2 separate regions of the Homo sapiens genome follow, and region 1 is linked to region 2. Evidence: read pairs that join two places in POLR2A ChIA-PET (ENCODE). Cell type or tissue: OCI-LY7. All regions are shown on one strand. Each heading gives the region's core, and the rest is flanking DNA. Links, peaks and the distances in the headings are about the cores only. Region 1 overlaps EPS15 (epidermal growth factor receptor pathway substrate 15). Region 2 overlaps EPS15 (epidermal growth factor receptor pathway substrate 15).

Region 1 (16,434 bases), core at 4,940-8,939, 120 kb before region 2:
CAGAATAATGATTTCAGTATTATACAGTTTTATTTATTTTAATTCTGAGAACACTGAAATTTTAACCTTTGCATTCAGGGTCCAATGGGAGAAATTTCTGAAAAAAAAGTTATTCTATATGAGGAGTGATTCTAACATCATTACTTATTAAGATTAACAGATCAAACCAAAAACAGCTCAATCTAGATTAAAGGTTTGTCAAGCTTCAGGAAATATTCAATGCAAAAACCACCTGAGGCCCATTTTAAAGGGACTGTATGCCTTTCCGCAAACGAATATCTGATCTAAATGGTAATCAAAGGAAAAAAAATGGATTCCATACGTCCTAATGAACTTAAATATAAGATTTAATACTAATGCAAGGAAAATGGCATCTTGACAAACTATAAGGACAACTTGAAAGTCAATTTTTTTTTTTTTTAATTTAAAAGGCAGGAGTCTCCCAAGCTGGAGAGCAGTGGCACAATCATAGCTCACTGCAGCCTTGAACCCCTGGGCTCTAGGGATCCTCCTGCCTCAGCCTCTCGAATAGCTAGGACTACAGGTGTGTACCACCACGCCTAGTTATTTTTTTAATTTTTATTTTGTAGAGATGGAGTTTCGTTATGTTGCCCAGGCTGGTCTCGAACTCCTGGGCTCAAGCAATCCTCCCATCTCAGCCTCCCAAGATGCTGGGATTACAGGCTTGAGTTACTGCACCCAGCCTGAAAGTCAATTTTTTGAAGCAAACTGATCCCATAAAAGGATAATTTTTTTTTTTGAGACAAGGTCTCACTCTAAGGTTGGAGTACAGTGGCGCAATCTAGGCTCACTGCAACCTCTGCCTCTTGGGCTCATGTGATCCTCCCGCCTCAGCCTCCTGAGCAGCTGGGATTACAGGTGCGTGCCGGCATGCCTGACCAATTTTTTGTGTTTTTTGGTCAAGACGAGGTTTCACCACATTGCCCAGGCTGGTCTTGAACTCCTGAGCTCAGACAATCCACCTGCCTTGGCCTCTCAAAGTGCTGGGATAACAGGCATGAGCCACCGCGCCTGGCTGGAATGATAAATCTTAATGTGTGTCTGAAGACCCTTTCAAATATGTAACAAAAGATTAACTTTTCTATAATGAATCAGACTTCACAATTTTACATTTATTTAGGTAATGCTCAACATTGACATTTCAGGCTGGACGTAATTGCATATTGTGGGGGGCTAGAGAGTGGACTGTATTAAATAGCATCCCTCATCTCTATCCACTAGATGTAAGTAGCATCTCCTATTCAATTGTGAAAACCAAAAAGGTCTCTAGACATTGCCAAATGTTCCTCTGGTGGCAAAATAACCCTCAGTTGAGAACCAAGGAACCAACAATCTAATCCTCCTTTTCTCTTAGCCCGAATCAATATCACAGCCACAGTGGAAAGTAAATAGTGGACATTTAGTACTGGACTTTGTGTATTAATTACCTTAATACTGGCCCTAACAACCTCAGAACATAAAATCAAGTAACCAATACAGAGAGGACGAAATAAAAACCCAGATTTTACACCTATTGACCCAGACAGTCAACAGGGGGAAAATGTGGTTCAATTGGGAGAAACATGTTTAAAAAGACAGAAGACTAAATATGAAGTTGTTAAGCAAACATGCCAACAGAAAATTATAATTACCTCTACCATCAATACAGTCTAGTTATATAAAGAAATATGTCTACTTTAACTATATGTTATCTTTCATTTCTATCTGAAATCAACATTTGCTGTGATTTACTGAAATCAAGTTGCAACTTTGTGAGAGGACTATATAATTGAAAGGAGGATTGTTCTTTTGGTGGAAACACAGTATGTTTTCCCTTCCCATTAATTACTGTAGATTACCTTTGACAATGTGCTGAAGTCAGCAAATCCACCTCCAAATGATTCATTCCCAAAAACAGAAGCAAAGGGGTCTGTGGCTAAAATGAATAAAGAAAATAAATGAAACAGGACAGTAAGACATTTTTTTTTTTTGAGACAGAGTCTCACTCTGTCCACCCAGCCTCAAGAGCAGTGGTACGATCATGGCTCACTGCAGCCTCAATCTCCCAGGCTCAAGTGATCCTCCCACCTCAGCCTCCTGAGTAGCTGGGACTACGGGTATGCACCACCATGCCTGACTAATTTTTGTGTTTTTTGTAGATATGGGGTTTTGCCATGTTGTCCAGGCTGATCCCAAACTCCTGGGTTCAAGTGATCCTCCTGCCTCAGCCTCCCAGAGTGCTGGAATTATAGGCATGAGCCACCAAACCCAGCCAAGGCATCAAATTTCATGTTTTCTTTTGGTTAATCACATTCAGACAGTTGAAAACATACAATCTCAAATATTAATTCCTGAATTTATGACTGACACCCACAAAGACAGACTGTATACTGATAACCCCACAAGATGTATTCCTTTGTATAAATCAACTGATGAATGATTTATAGGTAAAGTAATAGCAAATAAAGTAATGATTTATAGGTAAAGTACAGGTAAAGGAACAACTAGATGATTTATAGGTAAGGCTTTGGAACACATTTCAAATAATATAGCTCCTATGAACTTAAATCACTGCTAATAAAGACATCAAGAAGTACAAAAAGCTAATATAATACCATTAATGCCACATTTCACACTCATCCTTCAAGACATATTTCAAATGCTACCTCATCAACAAACCCTGGAGTAACTTAGGTGTCACTACTTCCCACAGCAAGAAGTAATTTTTTCCTTCTCTGCGGCACTAATGGCATTCTAGTTTGTACCATGGTTACCTGTAATTGATCACCTTTATTAGATGGTAAGGTCCTTGAAAACAGGCAATAAGTCCTATCCAAAGAATGGACAGTCAACAAACATTTGTTGACCATATACCAAGTCTGAGAAAATAAAATGATACAAATTTCTACCCTTGAAAAAGTTCAGTCTAGTAAAAGATATGTAAACAAATAATAATAAAACAGTCTTATATGGGTTATGAAAGAGGTATGAAAAACCTGTAGTGGGAGTCACTAACTGCCTGGGTGAATCTGGAAACGGAGCAAAGAAGCCATTACATTCAGCTTTTAAATAAAATCTTTTGAGTAAGAAATGGAGTTTACCAAATAGATAAACACGGGGAAGAGAAACCAGGCTACCAGGCAGAAGGAACAGTAACTACAAAAGTATATTTAACAGGCCAGGTGCAGTGGCTCACGCCTGTAATCCCAGCACTTTGGGAAACATAGGTGGGCAGATCACTTGAGGCCAGGATTTCGAGACCAGCCTGGCCAACACAGCGAAACCCTCTCTCTACTAAAAATACAAAAAATTAGCTGGGCGTGGTGGTGCGTGCCTGTAATATCAGCTGCTTGGGAAGCTGAGGCAGGAGAATCGCTTGAACCCAGGAGGCGGAGGTTGCAGTGAGCTGAGATCATGACACTGCACTCCAGCCTGGGCGACAGAGCGTGTCTGTCTCCAACAAACAAACAAACAAAGTATATTTAATCAATGTTTCACAGGCCTGAGAAGTTGTTTCTTCCATCACATTGCACTTACCAAGCAGACTAACATTTTCAGCTGGAATGAATGATCTACTCTGAGATAGGCTTCACCCATTCAGGTGTAAGGGCTACCAATAACGTCAAAGAATGTTTATAGGAATTGCTGCCTGATACAGGAAGATGGAAAGAAACAAAGCAAACAGTTGGAAAGGAAGGCAAGGAAAGAACTGCAAAAGAGAAGGCAAGACAAAGAGGCACAGAAAAGTTCTCCTCAGGCCGGGCACAGTGGCTCACGCCTGTAATCCCGGCACTTTGGGAGGCCGAGGCGGGCAGATCACCTGAGGTCAGGAGTTTGAGACCAGCCTGGCCAACACGGTGAAACCCCGTCTCTACTAAAAATACAAAAATTAGACGGGCATGGTGGCACACGCCTGTAATCTCAGCTACTCAGGAGGCTGAGGCAGGAGAATCACTTGAACCTGGAAGGTGGAGGCTGCAGTAAGCTGAGATTGCGCCACTGCACTCCAGCCTGGGCGACAGAGCAAGACTCCGTCTCAAAAAAAATAAAATAAAATAAAAAAAGAAAAGTTATCCTCAAACTATTCTTAGAACAAAAGTGTGCCTATCCGCCCATTTGAATGTGTAAAGTGTGCCCGTATCTCTAAAAATGAGTATATCTTGGACATAAAAAGAGGAGCAAAGAAGATACACTATTTTTGTTTGCTTTGTCACCAAACATTTCGTCACCAAGACAGCTGTAGGCAAAGGGTAGCCCAAGTGGGAAAAAGGAGTGGGTGGAAGCATAGAGAAATCAGGCCTTTAGGGATATACCAGCAACTCTGATCCTGAAGAGGATGTTGGAAGTTCAGGGTTATAGGAAATCCTATAATTCTAGCTATAAAAGATGGCCTTTTCATTGATACATATCTGCTGAATCCTCAGCCTAGGGCCCAGCCTCATCATAGGTAGTTTCAGGGTTTCCCTTCTTTCTGTCCTTTTCCTGTTATTTTTCTTTTTTGTTTCTTTTTTTTTTTTTTTGGAGATGGAGTCTCGCCTGTGTCACCCAGGCTGGAGTGCAGTGGCACGATCTCGGCTCACTGCAACCTCTGCCTCCCAGATTCAAGTGATTCTCGTGCCTCAGCCTCCCACGTAGCTGGGAATACAGGTGTGTGCCACCACACCTGGCTAATTCTTTCTTTGTATTTTTAGTAGAGACGGGGTTTCACTATGTTGGCCAGGCTGGTCTCAAACCTCTGACCTCAAGCAATCTGCCGGCCTAAGCCTCCCAAAGTGCTGGGATTATAGGCCACGTGCCCGGCTCCTGTTATTTCTGATGCTGAGGTAGCTAAGGCACAGCCTGAGTGGGGTGAAGATGCTCTCCCTGACTGCTGACAAGGGAAAAAGAGTTGGGCTCATTTCACTTGTGGGACTGAAAATTTGCTTCATGCCTTTTCTCTGTCCTGTCCCACAGCCTTTACAAGTCACAACATGTGTGCAATAGCCTCAGTTAGGTCAGATTTGACTGGAATATTGTGAAGCATATATTGTGAACAAAATTAATTTTAAAAAGGACACTTCTATATGAAGAATATATAGTACCTTACTAAAGAGTTTTTCTACACTTTCCTCATAAATGACCTATTTAGCACTAGTCTAAACACTGCAGAAAGACAAATCTTAGATGAATGACAAATAACTTTCTCAGATACTGATCATGGTTGATTTGAGGCAGAGGCCCGTTCAGAAAGCAGGACTCAATGAGTTCAACTTGTTCAGATCACGCGTAAGATACCTGCTGGGGGGAGTTCCAGAAACACTTTTAGAGAAACCATGCAGGTGACTTTCTTCCTCTTGGTGTACACAGGGGCTATGAGCCAGCAGAACTGGGCTTTAGCTGCACTTATGACCTCATTAGTACCGCCTTTCCCCAAAGAATAAAGGTAATGAATGCTTTGGAAAAATATATAAAAGTATAATTTAAAAATCATCCCTAAATCTCACTATCAGAAATAACCCTTATGAATATTTCAGCATACTTCTTTAACAGCCTTTATTCCTGGTATTTTTTTCTTACATATTTGAGATCATGCTATGCTGATACGGTTTTTTGTGAAGGTGTACATGAAAAAGCTACATTTTAGGTATATCACTTTTTATCCCTTACCCTGATTTAATCACAGTACTCATCAGTATTTGACATATATTTGTTCATTGCCTATCTTTCTTATACAAACTCTATGAAGACAGGAACTTTGTTTTGTTCACAGCTGTATCCTCAAGGCCTAGCACAAGGTCTGGAAACTAGGAGATGCTCATATTTGTTGAAAATATGCAAAGAAAAAAGGGACAGAAACTGTCTATTAAGAATCGTCCAAACAAATATAACATTTCTTAGCATAACCAGATGAATAACAAGGAATAAGGGAAACCAATTTTAAGGCTCACAAATAATTCCCTGAAAAACAGCTATCTACCAGAAATCTTGACATATGCCACATAACAATGTTTGGTCAACAACAGGCTACATATATGATGGTGGCCCAGTAAGATTATAATTGGGCTAAAAAATTCCTATCACCTAATGACTTCATAGCCATCATAATATCCATAGTCCAATGCATTACTCATGTGTTTGTGGTGATGTTGGTGTAAACAAACCTACTGTGTTGCCAGTCGTATCAAAGTATAGCACACACGATTATGTGGAGTACACAATGCAGGCTGAGTATCCCTTATCTGAAATGCTTGGGAGAAGGAGTGTTTTGGATTTCAGATTTTTGCAGATTTTGGAATATTTGCACTGTATATGCTTATAAGTTGAGTACTCCAAATCCAAAAATCCTGAAACCAAAAATGCTCCAATAAGCATTTCCTTGGAGCATCATATCAGTGCTCAAAAAGGTTTAGATTTTCAAATTTTAGATTTTTCAGACCTTGGATGCTCAACCCGTATTTGATAATAATAATAAACAACTATGTTACTGGTTTACATATTTACTATACTATAGTTTTTAATCGTTATTTTATTATTATTTTGTTTGTTAGGCTGTTTTTTTTTTTTTAAAGACAGAGTCTCACTCTGTAGCCCAGGCTGGAGTGCAGTGGCATAACCTCAGCTCACCGAAACCTCCGCCTCTTGGGTTCAAGCAATTCTCCTGCCTCAGCCTCCTGAGTAGCTAAGATTATAGGCACGTACCACCATGCCTGGCTAATTTTTGCACTTTTAGTAGAGATAGGGTTTCGCTGTTGGCCAGGCTGGTCTCGAACTCCTGACCTCAGGTGATCCACCCACCTCAGCCTTCCAAAGTGCTGGGATTACAGGCATAAGCCACCATGCCCACCCTATTTTGGTTTTTTTGAGATGGAATCTTGCTCTGTTGCCCAGGCTGGAGTGCGGTCGTGCGATCTCATCTCACTGCAACTTCCACCTCCCGGGTTAAAGCGATTCTTGTGCCTCAGCCTCCGAGTAGCTTGCATTACAGGTGTATGCCACCACACCCAGCTAATTTTTTTTGTATTTTTTAGTAGAGATTGAGTTTCACCATGTTGGCCAGGCTGGTCTCGAACTCCCAACCTCAATCCACCCACCGTGGCCTCTCAAAGTGCTGGGATTACAGGTGTGAGCCACTGTGCCTGGCCAATCGTTATTTTAGTGTTCACCTTCTACATATACAACAAATAAGTTAATTGAAAAAGAGCCTCAGGCAGGTCCTTCAGGAGATATACCAGAAGAAGGCATTGTTATCGTAAGAGATGACAGCTTCATGTGTTTGACTGCCCCCAAAGACCTTCCAGGGGGACAAGATGTGGAGGTGGAAGACAGTGATATTGATGGTCCTGACCCCGTGCAGGCCTAGGCTCATGTTTGTTTGTGTATTAATTTTTTTTCCTTTTTTCTCTTTTGCATCTTACATTTAAGAAAAAAGTTTAAAAGTTAAAAAAAAAAAGAAAAAAAAAATTTAAAAGTAGGCAAAGTTTAGATATACAGAAAGAAAATATTTTTGTACAGCTGTATAGTGTTTTAAACTAAAGGTTTATTACAAGAGTCAAAAAGTTCAAAAATTTTTTAAAGTTTTAGAAAGTTAAAAAGTTACAGTAAGATAAGGTTAATTTATTATTGAAGAAAAATGTTTTTTATAAATTTAGTGTAGTGCAAGTGTACAGTGTTTATAAAGTTTACAACAATGTACAGTGATGTCTTGGGCCTTCACATTCACTATTACTTGACTCACTGACTCACCCAGAGCAACTTCCAGCCCCGCAAGCTCCGTTCATGGTTAAGTGTCCTATACAGATGTACCATTTCTATTTTCTATACTGAATTTTTACTCTATGTTTAGATACATAAATACTTACCATTGCGTTACAACTGCCTACAGTATTCAGTATAGTATTCAAGGCTGTACAAGTTTGAAGCCTAGGAGCAATAGGCTATATGACGAATAGCCTAGGTTGTGTAGTAAGCTACACCATCCAGGTTGTGTCAGTACACTTTCTGATGTTCCCCTAACCACACATTTCTCACATTTTCCCATCATTAAGCAATGCATGACTATACATAAATTCATACCTGCCCATGCACACACATTTTTTTCATTAAAAAATTAAGTAGTCTTCACAGGAGTTGCTGCTACTGCTGGAGTTTGTGGGTTGCAGGGAGCTAGGCCTAGTGGGCGGTGTGTGTCAAGATGTCAGAGCTGGCAGTGCAGAAGGCAGTGGTCCACCTTCCGGTGCTGCTCAGTGTGGTGGATCATTTCAACCGAATCAGCAAGGTTGGAAACCAGCAGTGCATTGTTGGTGTGCTTTTGGGGTCATGGCAGACAAAAGTACTTGATGTATCCAACAGTTCTGGAGTCCCTTTTGATGAAGATGACAAAAATCATTCTGTCTGGTTTTTAGACCATGATTATTTGGAAAACATGTATGGAATGTTTAAGAAAATTAATGCCAAAGAATAGTTGGGTGGTACCACACAGGCCCTAAACTACACAAGAGTAACATTGCCATCAATGAACTCAAGAAAAGACACTAACCTAACTCAGTATTGGTATTACTGACTGAAACTAAAGGATCTGGGGCTGCCCACAGAAGCATATATTTCAGTGAGAGAAGTCCATGATGATGGTGCTCCAACCTCAAAAACATTTGAGCATGTGGCTAATGAAACTGGAGCAGAGGAAGCTGAGGCAGCTGGAGCTGAACACTTGTTACAAGACATCAAAGATGCTACAGTGGACAGTCTTTACCAGCTGATCACAAAGAGGTCCATGGTTTGAGGAGGCTGAACTCCAAGCTTCTGGATATCAGGAGCTACCTGGAAAAAACAGCCACAGGCAAGCTGCCAATCAACCACCAGATCATTAGCTGCAGGAAGTCTTCAATCTGCTGCCAGACATCAGCCTGCAGCAGTCTGTCAAGGCCTTGTACCTGAAGATCAACGACCAAATGGCAGTGGGGTACTCTGCCTCCCTGACACATTCCATAGTTGCCCTACACAACTTCATCAACAACAAGATTGCCAATCAGGATGTAGAGAAGAAAGAAGGGCAGGAAACAGAAGGGAGCAAAAAGGATAGAAAAGATGACAAAGAGTAAGATATAGATAAGGAAAAGAGTGATGTGAAGAAAGAAAAGAAAAAGGAGAAAAAGTTAAAGATGCAGCTTTTTAAATTTGTAAATTAAAATCTTATAAACTAAACCAGTATGTCACTAGAAGGTTCTTGTTAAAAAGCTGTCCTGATTAGAGCTCTATGCCTCGGGTCACTCTTGAATGGATAGAGGGACTGATCTCAAACCTAAACTGCAGCATCAGCTGCTATGAGTTGAGGATAAGATAGCTCAGGCTTCAGATTGTATGAGAAAAATGAAGAGAATTCAACATAACATTTTTGGTACTCCTCATTCTTCTATTTATAAAACCAGGAGTTGAATTATCCCCATCTTCAAAGACTCCTGGGGTGTATTTCTGGTCTCATGGGGGCTGCTAAATGGAATGCACGAATTTCATGTGTTCTCTGCCTCATAACACCTTGAGTTCTGACCCTTCTGAACTCTGCTGAGAATAGTGCATCATGTTTTGGACCTGTAGTTCTGGCATTCTCAGGATTTGGGATCCAGTTCCACATATTATTTACCTTCAAAGACACAATTAAATGGCTTGAGGTCAGGAGTTCGAGACCAGCCTGGCCAACATGGTGAAACCCTGTCTCTACTAAAAATACAAAAATTAGCCAGGCGTGGTGGTGCACGCCTGTAATCTCAGCTACTTGGGAGGCTGAGGCAGGAGAATCACTTGAACCCAGGAGATGGAGGTCGCAGTGAGCCGAGATTGCACCACTGCACTCCAGCCTGGGTGAACAGAGCAAGACTCCGTCTCCAAAAAAAATTAAGTGAACTTGAAGGACAGTCACAGCTTGTGGTTTCTGGAAATGATGAAAATTAAGAGAAGAAATATGAAAGAAAGCAGAGGCTAAGTAAATACATGAACACATATACGTTTAGCCTGAGTCATTGCCTGTAAAAAGGAAAACCTACTGGGTATTTTACTCCTGCTGGAGTCAAAGATGCTCTAGGGAGATCATGAGCTCCCTTCTATATCCTCAGGATGTTATAAAGATTTAATTAACAGTTGGGAAGTTCTGCATTTTCTGTCAGGAGTTAGTAAAATATTCCACACAAAAAAATTTCTGGCACTTAAACTAATCTCACAATAAAATGGAAAAATAATTTTTATAAAGTACATGTAGAAAGTAAGTATCCTGCCGGGTACGGTTGCTCATGCCTGTAATCCCAGCACTTTGGGAGGCTAAGGCGGGTGGATCACCTGAGGTCAGGGCTTCGAGACCAGCCTGGCCAACGTCTTTACTAAAAATACAAAAATTAGCCGGGCGTGGTGGCGGATGCCTGTAATCTCAGCTACTCGGGAGGGTGAGGCAGGAGAATCGCTTGAACCTGGGAGGCGGAGGTTGCAGTGAGCTGAGATTGCGCCATTGCACTCCAGCTCAGGCAACAAGAGCAAAACTCTGTCTCCAAAACAAAACAAACAAACAAAAAAACCCAGTAAGAATTCTAAATTTGCTTTCCTTAGTTTTCTTTCACAGTCTGCAATGTGTCTATTCACCAGAAGCAAATGCTAACAAGATCTCAATGTGAGGCAAAATATTTAACATACCTTTTTTGAGATGGAGTCTCGCTCTGTTGCTCAGGCGAGCAACATCTCTCAGGTTCAAGAGATTCTCCTGCCTCAGCCTCCCAAGTAGCTGGAATTACAGGTGCATGCCACCATGCCCAGCTAATTTTTGAATTTTTAGTAGCCATGTTGGCCAGGCTGGTCTCAAACTCCTGTCTGCCTCGGCCTCCCAAAGTGCTGGAATTACAGGTGTAAGCCACCTCGCCCAGCCATAAAATATTTAATATACTTCTTTTTTTTTTTTTTTTTTTTTTTGAGATGGAGTCTTGCTCTGTCGCCCAGGCTGGAGTGCAGTGGTGCGATCTTGGCTCACTGCAAGCTCTGCCTCCTCGGTTCACGCCATTCTCCTGCCTCAGCCTCCCAAGTAGCTGGGACTACAGGTGCCCGCCACCACGCCCGGCTAATTTTTTGTATTTTTAGTAGAGACAGGGTTTCACTGTGTTAGCTAGGATGGTCTCAATCTCCTGACCTTGTGATCCACCTGCCTCGGCCTCCCAAACTGCTGGGATTACAGGCGTGAGCCACCGCGCCCGACTATATTTAATATGCTTCTATCCCTATGATAACAAGTATATTTTAGAGGTTGGAGTAGAGTTATATATAACATTTAAGAACAAAAATTTACTGGCATGTTTTTATTTATTTTGAAAGCTTAACAATTCCCCTGTTCCGTAGGATCAATCTTTTTGCCTGGTGGAATTCTACCTAGTGGAAGAAAATAATAAGGGTAGAAGGGTACCAGTAAGGTGGGTAAATGTCTTGTGTTTGTGACTTGGGTATGTAACATCACCTCTCAGAATCTCAGTAGTTTCCAGAAGTTGGGATTTTATGAACAAGTAAACTAATTAAATAAATACATTAAAAACCTATATACATATCTCTTTTTCCCCATATAAAGTTTAAAAGATATTTAGGAACCACTGACCTGAATGACCTATATAATAATAACTAATTCTCCTTCTCCATATTCTCATAATTAAAAGTTTTCATGTCAAGTGGAATTACATTTAAGAAGACAATGTAGGAAAAGACTTACGTTGTAACTAAAAACAAAACAAAACAAACAAACCAACATAAATACATAAATAGGGCAAGAACAGGTTTGCCAACTTAACCATAGGAACTGAAAAAAACAGTCCATTCTTCATTTCACAAACAAAAGGATTTTAAAAAGAAGAAAAACAAACTTAGCAAGTACTGATACAGAAGTTGCAGCAAGTTATCCAGAAGTCTAGCTTAGATAATTGATCTATAAAGGTGGCTACACTAAACAACAGATTTTCAATGTAGACAAAGCAGTCTTCTACTGGAAGAAAATGCCATCTACAACTGTCATAGCTAAAGAGAAGTCAATGTCTGGCTTTGAAGCATCAAAGGACAGGTTGAGTCTCCTATGGGGCTAATGCAGCTGTGGCAACTTTTAAGTTGAAGCCAATGCTCATTGACCATTCTGAAAATCCTAAGGCCCCTATGAATTAAGATAAATTGACAGTAGAAATAAAATAACAAAGCCTGGATGACAGCACAGCTGTTTATGGCATGTTTTACTGAATATTTTAAGCCCATTGTTGGGATCCACTGCTCAGATAAGAGATTTCTTTCAAAATACTCCTGCTAGGCTGGGCACTGTGGCTCACGTCTGTAATCCCAGTACTTTTGGAGGCCAAGGCGGGCAGATCACTTGAGGTCAGGAGTTCGAGACCAGCCTGGCCAACATGGTGAAATCCTGTCTCTACTAAAAATACAAAAATCAGCCGTGTGTGGTGGCATGTGCCTGTAGTCCCAGCTACTTGGGAGGCTGAGGCAGGAGAATTGCTTGAACCTGGGAGGCAGAGGTTGTGGTGAGCTGAGATTGCACCACTGTGCTCCAGCCTGGGCAACAGAGGGAGACTGTCTCAAAACAAACAAACAAACAAAAAAACCCAAAAATCTGCTCACTGACAATGCACCTAAGTCACCCAGAGCTCTGATGAAGATGTATAAGGAGATGAATGTTGTTTTCATGCCTGCTAACACAACATCCATTCTTGCAGCCAGGCAGTAATTCTTGCAAATCAAGGAGTAATTTTGACTTTCTAGTTTTATTATTTAAGAAATACACTTTATAAGGCTATAGCTGCCATAGACAGCCATTCCTCTGATGGATTTGGGCAAAGTACACTGAAAACCTCCTGGGAAGGATTCACCATTCTAGATGCTATTAAGAACAATGTGACTCAGGCCGGGTGTAGTGGCTCACGCTTGTAATCCCAGCACTTTGGGAGGCTGAGGCGGGGTGGATCGCCTGAGGTCAGCAGTTCGAGACCAGCCTGGCCAACACAGTGAAACCCTGTCTCTACTAAAAATACAAAAAATTAGCTGAGCGTGGTGGCGGGCGTAATCTCAGCTACTTGGAAGGCTGAGGCAGGAAAATCATTTGAACCCAAGAGGCGGAAGTTGCAATGAGCCGAGACAGCTCCATTGCACTCCAGCCTGGGCAACAAGAGTGAAACTCCGTCTCAAACAAAACAAAACAAAAACAGTGTGACTCATGGAAGGAGGTGAAAATAGCAATAGTAAGAGGACTTTGAAAGAAGTTACATCCAACCGTCATGTATTACTGATGGATTCAAGACTTCAGTGGAGGAAGTAACTGCAGACGTGGTACAAATTAGTAAGGGAACTTCAATTAGAAGTAGAGCCTGATGATGTGACTGAATTGCTGAAATCTCATGATAAAACTGGAACCAAAGAGGAGTTGCCTCTACAGATAAGAAAGTGATTTCTTGAGATAGAATGTACTCCTGGTGAAGATGCTGTGAACATTGTTAAAATGAGAACAATGGATTTAGAATATTACATAAATTTAGTTCGTGAAGCAGTGGCAGGATCTAAAAGGACGGATACCAATTTTCAAAGACTATCTTGTGTGGGTAAAAGGCTATCGAACAGTGTCACATGCTAAAAGAAATCGTACAGGAAAGGAAGAGTCAATTGATGTGACAAACTTCAGTGTTATTTTAAGAAATCGCCACAGGCACCCCAACCTTCAGCAGCTAACACCTTGATCAGTCGGCAGCCACCAATATCGAGGCAAGATTCTCCACCACCAAGAAGATTACAATTTGTTGAAGGCTCAAATAATCATTAGCTTTTTTTTTTTTTTTTTGAGATGGAGTTTCACTCTTGTTGCCCAGGCTGGAGTGTAATGGCACTATCTCAGCTCACTGCAACCTCAGCCTCCTGGGTTCAAGCAATTCTCCTGCCTCAGCCTCCCAAGTAGCTGGGATTACAGGCACCCGCCACCACGCCTGGCTAATTTTTTGTATTTTTAGTAGAGACGTGGTTTCACCATGTTGCGCAGGCTGGTCTTGAACTCCTGACCTCAGGTGATTCACCCACCCCGGCCTCCCAAAGTGCTGGGATTACAGGTGTGAGCCACTGTGCCCGATCATTAGCATTTTTTTTTTTTAAAGCAATGAAGCATTTTCTAATTAAGACACGTGCATTTTTTAGACATGTTACTGCACACTTAATAGACCAGAGTATAGTGAAAACAGAACTTTTATATGTGACTTCTTTTATTGCAATATTTGCTTTATTGTGGTGGTATGGAAAAGAACCCATGCTGGGCCAGGTGCAGCGGCTCACACCTGTAATCCTAGCACTTTAGGAGACTGAGGTGGGAGGACTGCTTGAGCCCAGGAATTCAAGACCAGCCTGGGTTCCTAAAACAAAACCAAACCATAATGTCTCCAAGGTATGGCTGTACTTGATTTTGGTTTCTCCATCTAAAAAAATCTAATTCATCCAAGGAAGGAGTTGTAAGATACACATTTTAAAACAAGAATTTTGCATTCTCAGAGTAGTTGACAGCACTTTAAAGCACCAATGCACTCTAATTTGTTAAAATTTGGATAATAATATATACGAATACATATAATTAACGAGATGTAGTTCTTAAAAGTTCAAAGACACTTTAAAAATACGTAACTAAAATTTGCCAACTTCCTGAAGACCTCTCTGGAAGTTAGTTTTGTGGAAGGTAATATGAAATTCTGGCCCACAGGATGTCTAAGGTTTCTTCCAGCTCTAAGTTTGAGGGGAAAAAAAAGAACAATGGAGACACCCCCACACTAATCTTTATACCGGAAAGAAAGAGGCAGAGAGCTTATTTGAAGAAATAATGGCCAAAACTCCCCAACTTTGAGGGAAGACATGGATATATAAAAAGGTCAACAAACTCCACGTAGGATAAACTCAAAAGAGTCCTATGCTGAGTTACATTATAATCAAACTGCTGAAAGACAGAAACAAAGATAGCACTGTGAAAGTAGTGAGAGAAAACTGACTCATCATGCAGAAGGGATCCTCAATAATTGTTTTTTTCTTTTTGGATGGAGTCTCGTTCTGTCACCCAGTCTGGAGTGCAATGCTGCCATCTTGGCTTACTGCAACCTCTGCCTCCCGGGTTCAAGTGATTCTCCCGCCTCAGCCTCTGGAGTAGCTAGGACTACAGGCGCAAGCCACCACGCCCGGATAATTTTTGTATTTTTAGTAGAGATGGAGTTTCATCATGTTGGCCAGGCTAGTCTCGAACTCCTGACCTCAAGTGATCCTCCCACCTCGGCCTCCCACAGTGTTGGGATTACAGGTATGAGCCACAGTGCCTGGCCAGGATCCTCAATAAAATTATCAGTGAATTTCTCAGCAGAAACCTTGAAGGGAGTAGGGGAATATATTGAAGGGTTCGAAAAAAACACTGTCAACTGAGAATTCTGTATCTGGTAAACTGTCCTTCACAAACAAGAGAGAAATTAAGATATTCCCAGATAAACAAAAACTGAATGGTTCATTACCACTAGACCTACTCTATAAGAAATGCTAAAGGGGCTGGGAGCAGTGGCTCATGCCTGTAATCCCAGCACTTTCGGAGGCCAAGGTGGGTGGATCACGTAAGGTCAGGAGTTTGAGACCAGCCTGGCCAACATGGTGAAACCCCATCTCTACTAAAAATACAAAAATTAGTGAGGCATGGCTGGGCGTGGTGGCTCATGCCTGTAATCCCAGCACTTTGGGAGGCCAAGGTGGACGGATCACTTGAGGTCAGGAGTTCAAGACCAGCCTGGCAAACACGGTGAGACTCCATCTCTGCTAAAGATACAAAAATTAGTGGGGCATGGTGGTGCGTGCCTGTAGTCCCAGCTACTTGGAAGGCTGAGGCAGGAGAACAACTTGAAGCGACAGGGGGAGGATGCAGTGAGCCAAGATCTTGCCACTGCATTCCAGCCTGGAGTGAGACTCTGCTTCCAGGAAAAAAAAAAAAAAAAATTAGTCGGGCATGGTGGTAGATGCCTGTAATCCCAGCAACTAGCGAGGCTGAAGCAGGAGAATCGCCTGAACCCAGGAGGCAGACGTTGCAGTGAGCCGAGACTGCGTCACTGCACTCCAGCCTGGGCAACAAGAGCAAAACTCTGCCTCAAAAAAAAAAAGGAAAAAAAAGAAATGCTAAAGGGAGTCATTCAAGTTGAAATGAAAGGATGTTAGACACCAAATGAAAATATAAAGTTTTCTCTGATAAAGGTAAATATCAACATATGGACAAATATAAAAAATAGTATTACTATAATACTGGCTCACAACTCAACTTTAGAAGTAAATTGTGACTTTCAACCACATAAAGTGGGGAGTGGAGCTGTAAAGGAGTGGTTTTGGATCCAACTGAAATTAAATCTTATCAGTTTAAAATAGACTGTTATAATTGTAGGATGTTTTGTGTAATCT
Region 2 (16,434 bases), core at 7,266-11,265:
ACTTCAATAAAACAATTAAATGAATATACAAACTGACATACAGAAAGGTAGTGATGTCATCAGATATAAACTGCTTGCAGAAAGGCAGTTCCATTAAATTCACACTACAGTTCAAAGAGTTCCTTGGTCAGCTTATGAACAGACTCATCTGAAATTCAATGTTTGAAGGATCGACTGGGTGCAGTGGCTCACACCAGTAATCTCAGCACTTTGGGAGGCTGAGGCAGGAGGACTGCTTGAACCCAAGAGTTTGAGACCAGCCTGGGCATCACAGTGAGACCTCGTCTTTACAAATAATTTAAAAATTGGCCAGGTGTGGTGGCACATGCCTGTAGTCCCAGCTACTTGGGAGGCTGAGGTGGGAGAACTGCCTCAGCCCAGGCAGTTGTGGCTGCGGTGAGCTGTGACTCTGTGACTGTACTCAAGTCTGGTTAACAGACTGAGACCCTGTCTCAAAAAAGAAAAAAAAGGTTTGAAGGATCAAGTTTGCCTCCATATGAATGTGTAAGAGTGTTCTGGGATCAGGATGGGAATCCAGGAAGGCTTCATGGGGTGACATCAGAGCAGGAACTTGAGGTATGGGGAAGATGGGGAGAGGGTGATTCTACACAGAGATAGCAGTATGCACAAAGGCATGCGATCAACAGAAAACTCAGTTATGTCTAAAAAGAACAGCAAGAAGTTCTGAACGATAAGAGGGATAGGGAGATAAGATTATAAAATTTTGTAGAAGACAACTTATGAAGGGTTTCATCTGCCATTGTAGAGTAAAAAAAAATGAAGTCGCCCAGGCTGGAGTACAGTGGCGTGGCACGATCTAGGCTCACTGCAACCTCCGCCTCCCAGGTTCAAGTGATTCTCCTGCCTCAGCCTCCCAAGTAGCAGCATTACAGGCGTGCACCACCATGCCTGGCTAATTTTTGTATTTTTAGTAGAGATGGGGTTTCGCCATGTTGTCTAGGCTGGTCTCGAACTCCTGATCTCAAGTGATCCACCCGTTGTGGCTTCCCAAAGTGCTGGGATTACAAGCATGAGCCACCACACCCGGCCTTAGGAAGTAATTTTAATGGTCTGGTTGAGGGGCTGAACATTGACAATGGCAGAAGAGAAGGGTATGGCTTGAAAAAAAGTTTGTAACATAGATTTGACAGGACTTATTAAGTGGGTGAGGGGGAAGGAAAGCATAATTTTAAAAATACATAAAATGTGTACACACACACACAGTAGTTTCCCCTTATCCACAGTTTCACTTTCCACAGTTTTAGTTACCCTCAGTTGCTCGCCGTCAGAGTATTAAATGAAAAATTCCAGAAATAAACATTTCATAACTTTTAAATTGTAAACCATTCCAAGTAGCATGATGAAATCTCATGCCATCCCACCCAGGACGTGAATCCCTTTGTCCAGGGCATCTACTCTGTATATGGTACCTGCCCATTAGTCACTTAGTAGCCGACTCAGTTATCAGGCTGACAGATCACAAAAAGGATGAGTATAATACAATAAGATATGTTGAGAGAGAGAGAAACCACATTCACATAAATTTTATTACAGCATATTGTTATAATTGTACTATTTCACTATTAGTTTTGTTGTTAATCTTACTGTGCCTAATTTATAAATTAAACTTTATCACAGGTATGACATACACACAGATATATATATTCGAACTCAAGACTGCAAGTGTGTGTGTGTGTGTGTGTGTGTGTGTGTGTGTGTGTGTGTCTCATACTGGTTCAGTTTTTCTGGAGAACCCTAATACATCCAGTCTCAGAGAGGTTACCTCTCCAGGCCTTTAAAAGGCAGAGTCAGCCAGGCACGGTGGCATGTGCCTGTAATCCCAGCACTTTGGGAGGCCAAGGTGGGCGGATCACGAGGTCAGGAGATCAAGACCATCTTGGCCAACATGGTGAAAGCCCGTCTCTACAAAAATACAAAAAATTAGCTGGACAGGGTGGTGCATGCCTATAATCCCAGCTACGTGGAAGGCTGAGGCAGGGGAATTGCTTGAACCCGGGAGGTGGAGGTTGCAGTGAGCTGAAATCACGCCACTGCACTCCAGCCTAGCAAAAGAGCAAGACTCCACCTAAAAAAAAAAAAGGCAGAGTCAGACGGATGTGGTGGTTCATGCCTGTAATCCCAGGAGGGGATTTGGGAAGCTATTGGGGGAGGATTGCTTCAATCTAAGAGTTTGAGATCAGCCTGGGCAATGTAGAGAAACACCATCTCCACCAAAAATGCAAAAATTAGCCGGGCATAGTGGCATGCATCTATAGTGTCAGCTACTCAGGAGGCTGAGGCAGGAGGATTGGTTGAGCCACGGAGGTCAAAGCTACAGTGACCTGTGATTGTGCCACTGCACTCTAGCCTGGGCAACAGAGTGAGACCCTGTCTCTCAAAAAAAAGTCAGAGTCAGGACTTAGGTGTCCTGCTCCCAGCTCTGTGTTGCTTCCCATATGCCCTGGTATGCCCAGGAAAATCTTGATTTACCGTCATTGTCCCAGCATCCCATTCAGCTTAACATATGTCTCCGATTTCCCATTTTTAAAAAGAAACTATTATTGGGCCAGGTGTAGTCGCTCGCGCCTGTAATCTCAGCACTTTGGGAGGCCGAGGCAGGAGGACTGCTTGAAACCAGGAGTTTGAGACCAATCTAGGCAACACAGCGAGATCTTGTCTCCATTTAAAAAAATTTTTTAAATAAAAAATTAAATTAAATTTTAAATTTTAAAAAAACTATTATCAATCATTATATCAAAATACACTAAAACCAGAATGGATTTTGTATCTCTACTGTGTATATCTAGTTTCTGGCCAAGTTATCAACTAGTAGTCTATAAGTGCTTTCACCACATAAACAAGTGATGAAATCTGGAAGAGAACTAGTGATAATTCCATCTTTCTTGTTCTGATTCTTTACAGATTCAACAAAACAACTTCTTTGCAAGGGGAGTGCATAGACTTACTGAAAAGTATCCTCAGACTTAAGCAACCATGGGCAATTAACTCTGTATGGTCTTGCAAAATATTAGGAGAAATATTTGACACTGGTGCTCCTGTTGGTTACCTGGTATGCCAGGCAGTGCAGTGGCATGTACAGTGACCACAAGACACACTAGGCCACCAGCTGGCTATGTCAGTGGGAAATTGCAGGTTGGGTGCAAATGAAGTATGTGCAAAGTCAATAGTATGAAAACTCTTAGATGGTTTTGTCATTTATTGTATTGTACAAGTCTACAACTGTTTATTTATTTTGTTGTTTGGTAACCATTTTATTATTTCATAAGCCTTTTCAGGAGCAATGAGCTATAAAGACATCACTGTATCCAATAAAAACTAAGCTCTAAATTTTCATTTCTCCAGAAAATAGATGGGCAGACAATTTGCAGAGAACCACTGAGGCAGTTTCTATTTATCATGGAGCTCTAGTGACATCACTATTAATGAGTCAGCTTCAAACGTCAACATTTATAAATGTTTTCATATTCCCACTGTTAAATTTTTAAGGATAAGACTGATACTGAATACAATAAAATAGTGCAACAGAGCAATATGTGTATTCTCCTTGCAACCTGTCATCGGACTTCCGAGGCTAGTACTTTCAAAAAACTACTTTATAAATCCAATCAATGTCTCAATAGTGAGTCTTTTTAAAAATAAGTCCTCTAGAAATTGGTTGCATACTGTTCAAAATCAGTTGGAAACCTTTAATCAAAAGTAAAGTTTAGTGAGCTGGGCATGATGGCGCACACCTGTAGTCCCAGCTATTTGGGAGGCTGGGATGGGAGGATCACTTGAGCCCAGGAATTCATGACCAACCTGGGCAACACAGTGAGACATCATCTCCTTAAAAAAACAAACAAACAAACAAAAACAAGTTTAATGAATAAAGCTCCAGAAAACCTTCAGCTTTTGAAGCTTTTAGCAAATACCAATTATTATCAACAAAGTTTGCCAAGACACTGAAATATATCCTTCAAAAGCAAGGAAGAACCGAACAAATTAAATGAGAGTTCAAATAGTACACGAGATTTCATTTTGAAATTTTATCATTATATTTTGGAATGAATTTTAGAAGTTCCATCGAGGGTCTTTTTTTTGAGATGGAGTTCGCTCTTGTCGCCCAGGGTGGAGTGCAATGGCACTATCTTGGCCCACTGCAACCTCTGCCTCCCAGGTTCAAGCGATTCTCATGCCTCAGCCTCCCAAGTAGCTGGGATTACAGGTGCCCGCCACCACATCCAGCTAATTTTTGTATTTTTAGTAGAGATGGGGTTTCGCCATGTTGGCCAGGTTGGTCTTGAACTACTGACCTCAGGTGATCCACCCACCTCAGCCTCCCAAAGTGCTGGGATTACAGGTGTGAGCCACCATGCGCAGTCGAGTCTTTCTATTTTTAAGTAGGTGAAAGAAAATTACAGGCCAGGCACAGTGGCTCATGCCTGTAATCTCAACACTTTGGGAGGCCAAGGCGGGTGGATCACCTGAGGTCAGGAGTTCGAGACCAGCCTGGCCAATATGGCAACACCTCGTCTCTACTAAAAATACAAAAAAAAAAAAATAGCTGGACATGGTGGCGGGCACCTGTAATCCCAGCTACTAGGAAGGCTGAGGCAGCAGAATTGCTTTAAGCCAGGAGGCAGAGGTTGCAGTGAGCTGAGACTGTGCCATTGCACTCCAGCCTGGGCTACAAGAGCGAGACTGCATCTCAAAAAAAAAAAAAAAAAAAAAATTAGAGAAGGCCTACAATTTTGCAACACTTAAATCTGGTGGAACATATAAAATAATCATAAATAGGGACAACTTATTTGTATCAAAGACAGTACCTTGTGACTAGATTGGACAATATAGGGAGATCCTGTCTCTATAAAAAATGAAAAGTAAAAACAGAGATTACCTTTAATACAGGCAAAAGGACACTGCCTGTGAAAATACTGAGACTGATATATTTATAATTTTCTTTTCTTTTTTTTCTTTTTTGAGACAGAGTTTTGCTCTTGTTACCCAGGCTGGAGTACAGTGGCATGATCTCCACTCACTGCAACCTCTGCCTCCCAGGGTCAAGTGATTCTCCTCCCTCAGCCTCCCGCCACCACACCTGGCTAATTTTTGTGTGTGTGTGTGTGTATTTTTAGTAGAGACGGGGGCTTCATCACGTTGGCCAGGCTAGTCTTGAACTCCTGACCTCAGGTGATCCATCTGCCTCGGCCTCCGAAAATGCTGGGATTACAGGCATAAGCCACTGCGCCCAGCCTATAATTTTCAATAAGAAAAAAATTAGAATTAAGAATATTCTCCATCTAGCAAAATTTTTCCTGAGCTAACTGGGGACAGCAGCACATATAAAGTATGTTAGCAACTAAAAACATTATTGGTTATAGTGAAGCATCAACTGTAGAAGTTAACAACCACAAGTATAAAATGTAACTCTGCAAAATACTGCAATTTTATGAAAAAATTAAAACTAGTAAAACCAGATGGAAAATCATATTCAGAAAAGTATCAGTGACACAGTATTAGTGACAGATTTGACCGAGAAACTGATAAAAATATTTATTACCAAAAATAGTTTGTTTTTAAATATTCAACTGAAGTCCATGTTAAAAACTTTGTTATAATGTACAACAAAATGTTTTAGAAATTGTTTTTGAAAACAGACTTTAAATGGAGCTATTTTATTGATCTACTAATGCAATAAAAACTATTTTAATGGTTGAAAAAAGTAAATATTCCAAAAATATATAGAATTTTAAATATTTGTAGTACCCCCTTTCATTCTCAAAAATGTACCAGTTTGAATGAAAAATTATATAGTCATCTACTTAGTTATGACAACAGTATAAATACTTTGCCAAAGACAGCAAATTAAATATGTTCCCTCAATAATAAAAAGTTAATTTTAATTGGATTTTTTGAATACAGGGAAAAAAAACCTCATACACAGTAAGAAATCCTGATCTCCAACCTGTGCCTTAATAATCCTCACATTACAGGTTCATTGGTTACTACCTAAACACATAGGAGAAGATATTAGCTCACCAAAGTGTTCTAAAGTACACCCTGTGCTGATAACTACACTAATGTGATACAGCTAAGTGAGAATGGAAAAAGCCATCCAAAGTGCCAAGTCACTCATCAAGCAAGATGATCAAAGAGTGTTTCTGGTGTGTCTCAGTAAAATTGGCTTTTGTTGTTATTGTCGGACTATGAACATGATCACTTTTTAGGCAGGGAAAAAAAAATCACATATAATGAATGAACAGAGGAAAAAATTGAAAGGCATAGCTTATTAAATGGTAACAATGATTATCTCTGGATAGCAAGATCATAAATGATTTTTACATTCTTCTTCATACTACTCTGCAGTCTCTGGAAACTCTGAGAATAAACACATCCTAATTATATAATAAGAATGAAACAATAAGGCTATTTTCAATCTAGAGAAAAATATAAAAATCCCCAAATGTGATCAGTATATAAAACTGCATATGAATTTTTAACAATCAAATTAATTTCTAAAGGAAAACTTTAACTCCAACTGTCAAAATCAAAATCTGACCTTTTACAATTCTGTTATTACAATTTAAAAGCAATTATATATTCATTACCTATATCATAAATTCTTACCAGCTGTCACAAAGTTAAATATTCATAAATGTCAGAATTCTTTTGAAAGAGTCCATTGCTATTTCTTACTAGTCTGAAAAATGTAAAGTACCTGTAAACAAGAGATGCTAGAAAGCCAATAAAGTTTTGTAAAAAAAAAAAAAAAAAAAAAAAACTCAGACTTTGTATCAGAAAGGTATTCAAAGCCCATTCTACTACTTCTTAGGTATGATCTTTAGTAGCTTATTTTACCTCCTTGAAAAGCCTGTTTCCTGATCTGGTTGGTTTTGAGACAGGATCCCACTCAGTCCTGGCTGAAGTGCAGTGATACAATCACACTGCTGCCTCAAACCTCTGAGCTTAAACAATCTTCCCAAGTAGCTGGAATTATAGGCATGAGCCACTACACCCAGCCTCTCCTCCTTTCTTTAGTAATAGTACCCCTAAGCTTTACATACACACACCTAGCTAAAACCTACATTTCCCAACCTCTCTTGCAATTTCAGTTATTCATCAATGGAATGATAAAAGAAATGTGTCCAACTCCGAGGATGTGCATCTAAAGAGAAAGGAAATGCCTTCTGACTCCTAACCCTTCTCATAGCTGGCTAGAATACAGATATAGTGACAGAATCTAGAGAAGCTATCTTGGATTGCGACGGAAAACATGGGAAAAATACAGCAACACGAGAAAAAAAGCCTGAGTCCCTGACACCATCATGAAGCTCCTACAGCACTCTACACCACCTACCCCACTTGGATTGTTACTTGTTACTTGAAATTTGTGATTTTGGTTTAAACCAATATCCTAACTAATGTAAAAAAAAAAAACAAAACAAAAGGAGGAACTGCTATTTTTGTTAAGGAAAAAATATGTTATTATAATTACATATATAGCTATAGAAATGTAAATATAATAAACTTTACTAAGAAAAAAATTTTTACAAAGTATAGCCTAGTATACCATATATATATATATATATATGTATGTATGTATGTATGTATTTTTTTTTTTTTGGAGATGGCGTCTCCCTCCGTCACCCAGGTTAGAGTGCAATCACGTGATCTCGGCTCACTGCAATCTCCGCCTCCCGGGTTCCAGCAATTCTCCAGCCTTAGCCTCCCAAGTAGCTGGGACTACAGGTGCACACCACCACGCCAGACTATTTTATTTTTAGTAGAGACAGGGTTTCACCATGTTTTGCAGGCTGGTCTCAAACTCCTGGCCTCAGGTGACTAGTACAGCATCTTAAGGTGTTTAGGTGGTATTATAATTCCCAGTCGTCTGTTTCCCTCTTGTATACACAGAGTATATAGCCTCTCTCTCTTTAAGAGTAGTATTAATATCCCTGCCTGTTGCCATGTGACTTGTGGTGTCTCTCCGTGGGTGTTCCAAGGGTGGGTTTGGCCATATAACTTGTTTTGGCCACTGAATCTGGGAGAAAGTTCCAGTTCCAAGTAGAAGCTTCAACAGCTATTGTGTGTTTCTGACAGGTCTTACTGTTTTCTCTCTACCAAGAGAACAATATGTCACAAATAGGGACTGCTCCTCCAGCCCGGATCCTCAAATGAGAAAGAATCACAGAGCAGAACCATAGCTGATTCCTAGGAAGCCTATAACGTGAAAAACAAATAAACCCTTCTTATTGTAAGCTACTCATATTTTGGCTTGTTTCTTAGTGCAGCATAATCTAGCAAATGTTAACACATAAGTAAATCAACACCAAAGTGTATCAAGTAGTAATAAAAAAGATCCCAGTTACTAAGGAAATTTATAGGTTAATAATTAAATGTCAAGAATTGTCTCATATGGAATTTCTGGTGTCATTTTTAGGGGAGGGTTATGTGGGAGGAGATATTAGAGTACATGACTTTGAGAGTACAAGATTCTCTAACACACAAAATAAACTGAAATTTTAAATGATTTAGTCTTATTATAAATGGTTACAGTACAATGTGGAAGGCCAGGCATGGTGGCTCACACCTATAATCCCAGCACTCTGGGCGGCCAAAGCGGGCAAATCACGAGGTCAGGAGTTCAAGACCAGCCTGACCATCATGGTGAAACCCCATCTCTACTAAAAATACAAAAAATTAGCTGGGCGTGGTGGCGGGTGCCTGTAATCCCAGCTACTCGGGAGGCTGAGGCAGGAGAATCGCTTGAACCCGGGAGGCAGAGGTTGCAGTGAGCCGAGATCATGCCATTGCACTCCCGCCTGGGCAACAGTGCGAGACTCCATCTCAAAAAAAAAAAAAAAAAAAAACAGAAGTGAAAGTAAAATAAAGAGACAACCTCTAAAACATAATGCCAATCTTTTCTCAGTTAATCACAAGGTCAGATACTAGGGAGTCGTCAGTAAATAAATTAATAAAATGGAGAGGGGAGTGGGTATGATTATAGAGGGTAACACAAAGGATCTTTGTGACAGAGCAAGTCTTTATTTTGATTACGCTTACAGTTACATGAACCCACACATAATAAAACTGCATATGGATAGAACTATATATGCAAACACACTAATGAGTATCTATAAAACCGGCAAAATTTAAATAAGGTCTGTGGGTTATACCAATGTCAATTTCCTGTTTTTGCTATTGCTGTAGTTATGTAAGATGTTACAATTAGGGAAAATTGGATGAAGGGTGCATAGAGCCTCTCGGTACTACTTTTTGCAACTTCCCATGAAAAGGCAGTATTGAAGACCAATGTGAAGTAGAGAGAAGGTGGCAAATCAGGCAGTAAGAACACTGTGCGATGGCAAATCAGGGCCAGGTAGTAAAAGGAAGACAATGGAATAGATTTTATCCCTTCAAATAAACCACTCTTTTTAGTTTTGCTCTTTAAAAAATTTTTTAGTCTCTTAATGCACACAATTTTCTGTAATTTGCCATAAAATTATTTCTGACATATTAACACATAAAAATTCAACTACTTAGAATTCCACCTTCTATTACTCCATTTTCAAGAGGGCTGAGAAATCAGAATGGGGACTAGCCACCACAGCCTTTCAACTCCCACCTCAACCACCACCACCACCCTTTAAAGATAGAATAGCAACTCCTAAGGCCAAAGTACTAAATGAATACACCAAGAGTCTATGTTTTTATACACATAGGTTTATAGTTTGCAAGACAGAACATTTAGAAGCTTTTGATAGGCTATCCATATCTAGAAAAGGCTTGTATATTTTACAATGTAAAAGAAAACAGGATGAAAACTAAGAGTAAACAGAAGAATGAAAAATAGTAAGGAGCAATAGTGATTAACAGCAATCCAAAGTGACAAGGAAAATAGAAACCGGAAGCTGTTTGCTTATTACAGAAGCTAGTAATAAGAGAAATTTGAGAAAGGAGAACAACTCTAAAGCTAGGGTGGAGGGCGTGGTGGGGCAGAGAAAGGCAAATCACCTGGGCAGTCCTCACCTTTAGAACTGGAGAGGGTGGGGAGTCAAGGAAACACAAGCAGCCACTTGAGCAGTTCCCTTACAGAATGCACAGTGCACATATTCCTCAGCTCTGTAATTCCCAACTCATTTAATTTTTTTTTTTTTTTTTTTTTGAGACAGAGTGTTGCCCAGTCTGTTGCCCAGGCTGGAGTGCAGTGGCACAATCTCCACTCACCGCAGCCTCCACCTCCGGGGCTCAAGTGATTCTTCCCTCAGCCTCCTAAGCAGATGGGACCACACCCAGCTAATTTTTGTATTTTTTGTAGAGATGGGTTTTCACCATGTTGCCTAGGCTGGTCTCAAACTCCTGGATTTAAGTGATCCACCTGCCTCGGCCTCCCAAAGTGCTGAGATTACAGGCATGAGCCGCTGTGCCTGGCCCTCATTTAATAATTTAATAGACATAAACTGGATGCTTTCTAGGTACAAGACAATAGGTTAAGGTGTCTGGAGTTAAAATAATCAGATAGGGCTCCTGCCTTCAAGGGCTTAAATTCTAGTAAAAATTGTAATGCTACCTTCTGCAAACACGCTAACATCTCATGTTTGTTCCATAACAAAACATTACAAATTGACTTAGCAGGCAAAGACCTAGGAATACTGTAAATACAGTATTCTAAAGAAAGTTTTCAAAATCCAGATAAAAAAATATATTTGCTCTGGAGATTCACTTCTTTCAAAAATGAAAGAAGAAAGGGACTTTAGAATAGACAAAAGAATTTCAAAGAGATAGTACAGAAAATACTACTGAAAAACGATGGATGTAAAGACCATATCACCAACTCAAACCAGTAATGGGCCAGTTTTTAATTGAATACAACTCAATTTGATCAAAAATCTAGGTGACATAGAGACAGAATGAAAGCAAAGTATAGCTTGGGTCTTTCATCAGAAGACTTAGTGAGCCCTATATACATCATTCTAGGTAGGCCAAAAAAACAAACAAACAAACAAAAAAAACAGATCAGTGGAAGAAGCATGATCTTTAAGCATGAATGACTAATATACGAATTTATAAAAATCCTCTCACCTCCTTTGTAGCCCCTCAAATGGCAGCTGTCAGGTTTTAACGACCTGCCTATCTCAGGTTTTAGAAATGTGAATAAACTCCTCTTTGCTCACCAGCAGCTTGTCCACATTACACTATTTAACTTCTTGTTTTAAAAAACAAAAACAACAGCCGGGCGCGGTGGCTCACGCCTGTAATCCCAGCACTTTGGGAGGCCAAGGCGGGCGGATCACAAGATCAGGAGTTCGAGACCATCCTGCCTAACACAGTGAAACCCCGTCTCTACTAAAAATACAAAAAAAAGGCCAGGCACAGTGGCTCACGCCTGTAATCCCAGCACTTTGGGAGGCCAAGGCGGGCGAATCATGAGGTCAGGAGATTGAAACCATCCTGGCTAACATGGTGAAACCCCATCTCTACTAAAAATACAAAAAATTAGCCAGACGTGGTGGTGGGCGCCTGTAGTCCCAGCTACTCGGGAGGCTGAGGCAGGAGAATGGCGTGAACCCGGGAGGCGGAGCTTGCAGTGAGCCAAGATCGCGCCACTGCACTCCAGCCTGGATGACAGAGCGAGACTCCATCCTCCAAAAAAATAAAAATTAGCCAGGCGTGGTGGTGGGCGCCTGTAGTCCCAGCTACTCTGGAGGCTGAGGCAGGAGAATGGCATGAACTCAGGAGGCGGAGCTTGCAGTGAGCCGAGATCGCACCACTGCACTCCAGCCTGGGCGACAGAGCAAGACTCAGTCTCAAATTAAATAAATAAATAAATAAATAAATAAATAAATAAATAAATAAATAAATAAAAATAAAGCTCTATTCTTTTGAGGCTCTTAACTTTCTTTTTTTGGGGGGTGGATGGGAGGACAGAGTCTCCCTCTGTCGCCCAGGCTGGAGTGCAATGGCACGATCTCGGCTCACTGCAACCTCCGCCTTCTGGGTTCAAGCGATTCTCCTGCCTCAGCCTCCCGAGTAGCTGGGATTACAGGCGTCACGCCTGGCTAATTTTTGTATTTTTTTTAGTAGAGACGGGGTTTTACTATGTTGGCCAGGCTGGTCATGAACTCCTGACCTCAGGTGATCCACCAGCCTCGGCCTCCCAAAGTGCTGGGATTACAGGCATGAGCCACGGTGCCCAGCTGAGGCTCTTAACTTTCAACTAAATTACTCTCTCCTCTTCCTTTTCATGTTAACTTTCAAGCTCCTGGTCTCTACCTCATTTACCTAAGGCTTTGATGGCTCACTGTCATCTTCTCTACCCCAACCCTACATCAAATTTAGTAATTTCAATTATCAATTTGCACAACCCATCCACAGCCTGGCTTCTTACTTCCTTGATCTCTTTAACTTCAAGAACCTCTCCAAAACACAGGATCAACAGTGAACACATATATTATGTCCCAGTCACCCTCCTTGTCCCATAGTAAAATCCTTCCTTGCCCTTCTATCTTCAACCAAAAGTGCTCCACCTCCTTAATCACTATTTCAAGCACCTTGTCCTCCAACCACAACCTCTTCTTCCAGATTATAATCCTTTGACCTCTATAAAACCTCTTATCCATGGGCCCAATAGACTTTGATCCCTCAGGCCCTCTCTATTTTACTTTCTCTTCCACCTTATTCAGTTTAGATTCTACAATTCATCATTTCAATAATTCTCCTGCCAATAACCTAAATTCCCTTGCTCCTCTTGTCTTATGACACCAATATAGCAAAATCCCAAACCTGAATGAAACCATCTAAAAACTTTTCTTTGATGCTGCAGCTGAGAAAGTCACTCAACAAGGTAGACCACTATTATAAATTCATGATCACTGTATCAGTTCACAAGGGCCATAACAAAGTACCATAAACTAGATGGCTCAGAACAGAAACTTACTGTCTCACAATCTGGAAGCCAGAAGGCATTAGGGAAGGATCTGTTCCAGGCCTCTCTCCTACTCTTGGTAGTTCTTTGGCTTGTGGCAGCCTACCTCCAATCTTCCCATGCCATTCTCCCTGTATGTCTGCGTTCAAATTTCCCTTTTTATAAGGATGCCAGTCATACTGGATCTGTGCCCCACTCTACTTCATATAACCTTAGCTAATTATATCTGCATCAATGTTATATCCAAGTAAGGTCACATTCTCCAGTACTGGCAAATTTTGAAGGGACACAATTCAACTCATAACAATCAGTAACCTCAATTCTTTCTGGCAAACCTACTTTTAAACTCATTCTCCACAGCAACTATGTCAGGGCAGAAATGTAACCTTAGTGGGACCTATTAGAAAGGGGTCCACTGGACTTGTAATTATAAAGTATGCAAGCCTGAAGCTTTATAATCATCTTAGTTCTACAACAGAATAATTTGCCTTAGAATGGAGCCAAGGTACAAAAAAAGAAAAACTAAGTAGTGACATCACTGTGACCCTGACACACCAGAAGCCAGGTCTACTAATGGACCTACCATTTATATAAACTAATGTTTTCTGCTTAAGACTGTTAGAATTGATGTTTCCTGTCACATGCAAACAAAAAGGTTCTGATATGAGAATGGATAAAACTGACAAAGTGAGTTTTATTTATTTTTATTTTTATTTTTTTTTTTGCTGGCAAGTATGTAGAGTAAGAGTTTTACAGTTCTTGACTGGTTTTGGGAACCATACAGAATACCAGTCAAGAAATATAAAAGAATAACCAAAGAATATAAATCAATAGAAATCTTTGGTGTTTTAATTCTTTTTATACTATAGACCTAACATTTTAAGAAATATGCCCATACAAATTTTTCAAAAAAATCAAGTGTAATTTAAAACAAACACCATTTCCTAAATAAATCAATTTCTTAAAGTGAACTAAGAAAACATATATTTTCAGCATATTTATTACTTGTTCCATTCCTTATTTCCAAACAGCAAAGAATTTGGCAAAAAAAAAACCTCTCCTTAATTATTTAAACAATAATGACAGTAATAACTTATAAAGTGGGAGAGATGGCAAGCCCTCAGGGTTTACTGCTGCCACCCAATTGGGTGGGATGATTAATAACCCAGAAATAACAGCTTTGATTAGTGAAAGGTGACATGGACTAGTCCAAGGTAAATAAACATGCCAATATTTATACAAACAAATGAAGAACAGCTTAGGCAAGGAGAAAAATATAAGCTCTGCACAAATGAGACCAAAAAATTTTTTCAATCAGTAATCAAATGTTGCTTTTTAAAATGGCAAGTTAAACTGTAAAGTATGAATTTAAATAGCACATTTTAAAATCATATACACAGTGTTTCACAGCTTCATAACAAATAACATACATTGAATCTCATTAAGCATTTCCTATACTCCAAGTACTAGTCTAGGCACTTACACATTAAGCCCATTTAACCTGAGGCACATACTATTATACCCATTTAACAAATGAGGAAAATAAGACATTAACTGAGTAACTGACTCAAAGTTACACACCTAGTTAAGTGTTGGTAACAGGATTAAAATCCAAGAAGTCTGATTCCAGGACTTTCACTCTTAATCATTAAGTTTGTTGCCTTTATAATCAATGTTACTATTATTTTCCCCATTATCGTACTAAGCTCTTTCATATGAATTGTAACATTTGAACTTGATAACACTCAGAGAAGTATACCATATTCCCCCAATTCTAAGAAACCTTTAGTTGTAAGTGCCACCTTCCATTTAACAAAAGCATTACCAAAATGAATAGATAATTTAAAAGCATACTTTTTATTCACCTACAATTGCATACATTTATTCATCATTTTCCCCTAGTATCATAAACAAACATTAAGTCAAAGCTTTCTTCACATTCAAAATCTGAAGATTCTTCTGAATTGCTTTCGGCAATTATGCCCAGAATCAGACAGACTTGCTGCTTCATATAATTTAGGCCTCACTTCTAACACTGATCTCTTCAGTATAAAGAAATATTTTAAAATACTGCAGTTTTCTGTTACATTTCCTTTTTTCTATTTTTTTAAACTGTTAATTTTTAAAATTCACTCCATTATAGTCAGAACTTGAGTAACAGTCACTGGATAACATATCAACTTCTCATTTAGCTTTTAAAATTCTACAATGTTCTCCAAGAGTTTAACAATTACTACTATCTAATGTCTACTATGTGACATATGACAGTGGACACTTCGATTCTGAGTTCTAGAATTTTTTTCAGTGCCCTGTACCCTGAATGGTGCTTGACACATAGAAGATAATAAATATTTTATAAGTGAACAAAAATGAAAGAATGAAATGAGTAACTGAATAACAAGAAATCTTCTGCATTCTGCATACAGAAAAAAGCTATTCAATGTTACATATAGAATATTTTTTAGAAGACACTTAGGAGTTCAAATTTAAGTTAAAATTCAACTTCATGTAGTTCTACAAATGCAACTCAACTGAAGTAATCATTTGATGAATATTTCTATGTACTACCAAGTACATACATACAGAGCAATGATGACTGCCATCACAACTAACTCCTCTAACCAGTCAGCTAGCAAATTTCTTTTGTCATTCTCATCCATTTTAAGAAGCAGAAAAATAAAACAGGGTTATACTAAAATTGAGGGGAAAATCCCCTTCTCAGATGAGATAAACTTACAAGGAAAAAGATAACTTGTCCAAAGTCACAAAAAAGTTAATCATGACAAATGCAAAGAAAAAGCTCAATATGACCTAATGCCCTCGAAATGATACATGGATATGGTGACTATGATGCACATTTTATTTATAAGCATACAACAAAGGGTGAGAAATACTCATTAATCAGCCAAGCAAGGCAGCTTGAATAGGCCCACACCCAATTCACGCATCTTAGAAGTATCATGACATATAAATATTCGTTAAATCACACATATCTTTGCAACAGTCCTCTGGCAGCAGCGAAAAATATCACTTAAATCAGCCACTTAAAATTTTAGTGTGAGGTACCGTGGCTCATGCCTGTAATTCCAGCACTTTGGGAGGTCAAGGCGGGCGGATCACGAGGTCAACAGATGGAGACCGTCCTGGCCAACATGGTGAAACACCATCTCTACTAAAAATACAAAAATTCGCTGGGCATGGTGGTGCGCGCCTGTAGTCCCAGCTACTTGGGAGGCTGAGACAGGAGAATCGCTTGAACGCAGGAGGCAGAGGTTGCAGTGAGGCGAGATTGTGCCACTGCACTCCAGCCTGGCGACAGAGCAAGACCCCGTCTCAAAAAAAAAAAAAAAACTAGTGTGTATTGTGAAGTATAAAGGTGATAGATTCAAATAATGACATACAGATTCATAATTAGGAAAAAAAACTTAAACCCCCCTTTTCCAACTAGTCGATAAGATAACAATGTCACTTCTCTATATTTGGATTTTATGCTTTTATCCTCAAAAAAT

Evidence for each region. Peaks named below come from ENCODE experiments on the same cell type or tissue, not always from the same donor. Only the 100,000 strongest peaks of a DNase experiment are listed, where the experiment ranks them.
Region 1: POLR2A ChIA-PET joins it to region 2 with 12 read pairs; 2 of 35 experiments call an interaction of 5 or more read pairs at or near these places.

What each region holds. Positions count from the first base shown.
Region 1 is chr1:51,364,094-51,380,527 of GRCh38, forward strand. It overlaps EPS15 (epidermal growth factor receptor pathway substrate 15), which reads right to left. Exons shown (of 25, transcript NM_001981.3): 22 at 1,860-1,936. It also overlaps the pseudogene PSMD7P2. Among named protein-coding and RNA genes, the nearest start is that of TTC39A, 42 kb to the left of the region's middle. In OCI-LY7, for the core only: no CTCF peak of the experiment used is centred there; no DNase peak of the experiment used is centred there.
Region 2 is chr1:51,481,716-51,498,149 of GRCh38, forward strand. The region is part of intron 1 of EPS15 (epidermal growth factor receptor pathway substrate 15); the gene reads right to left. Among named protein-coding and RNA genes, the nearest start is that of EPS15-AS1, 28 kb to the right of the region's middle. In OCI-LY7, for the core only: no CTCF peak of the experiment used is centred there; DNase peaks (open chromatin) are centred at 8,888 and 9,986; H3K4me3 peaks cover 2,411 bases; H3K27ac peaks cover 2,410 bases.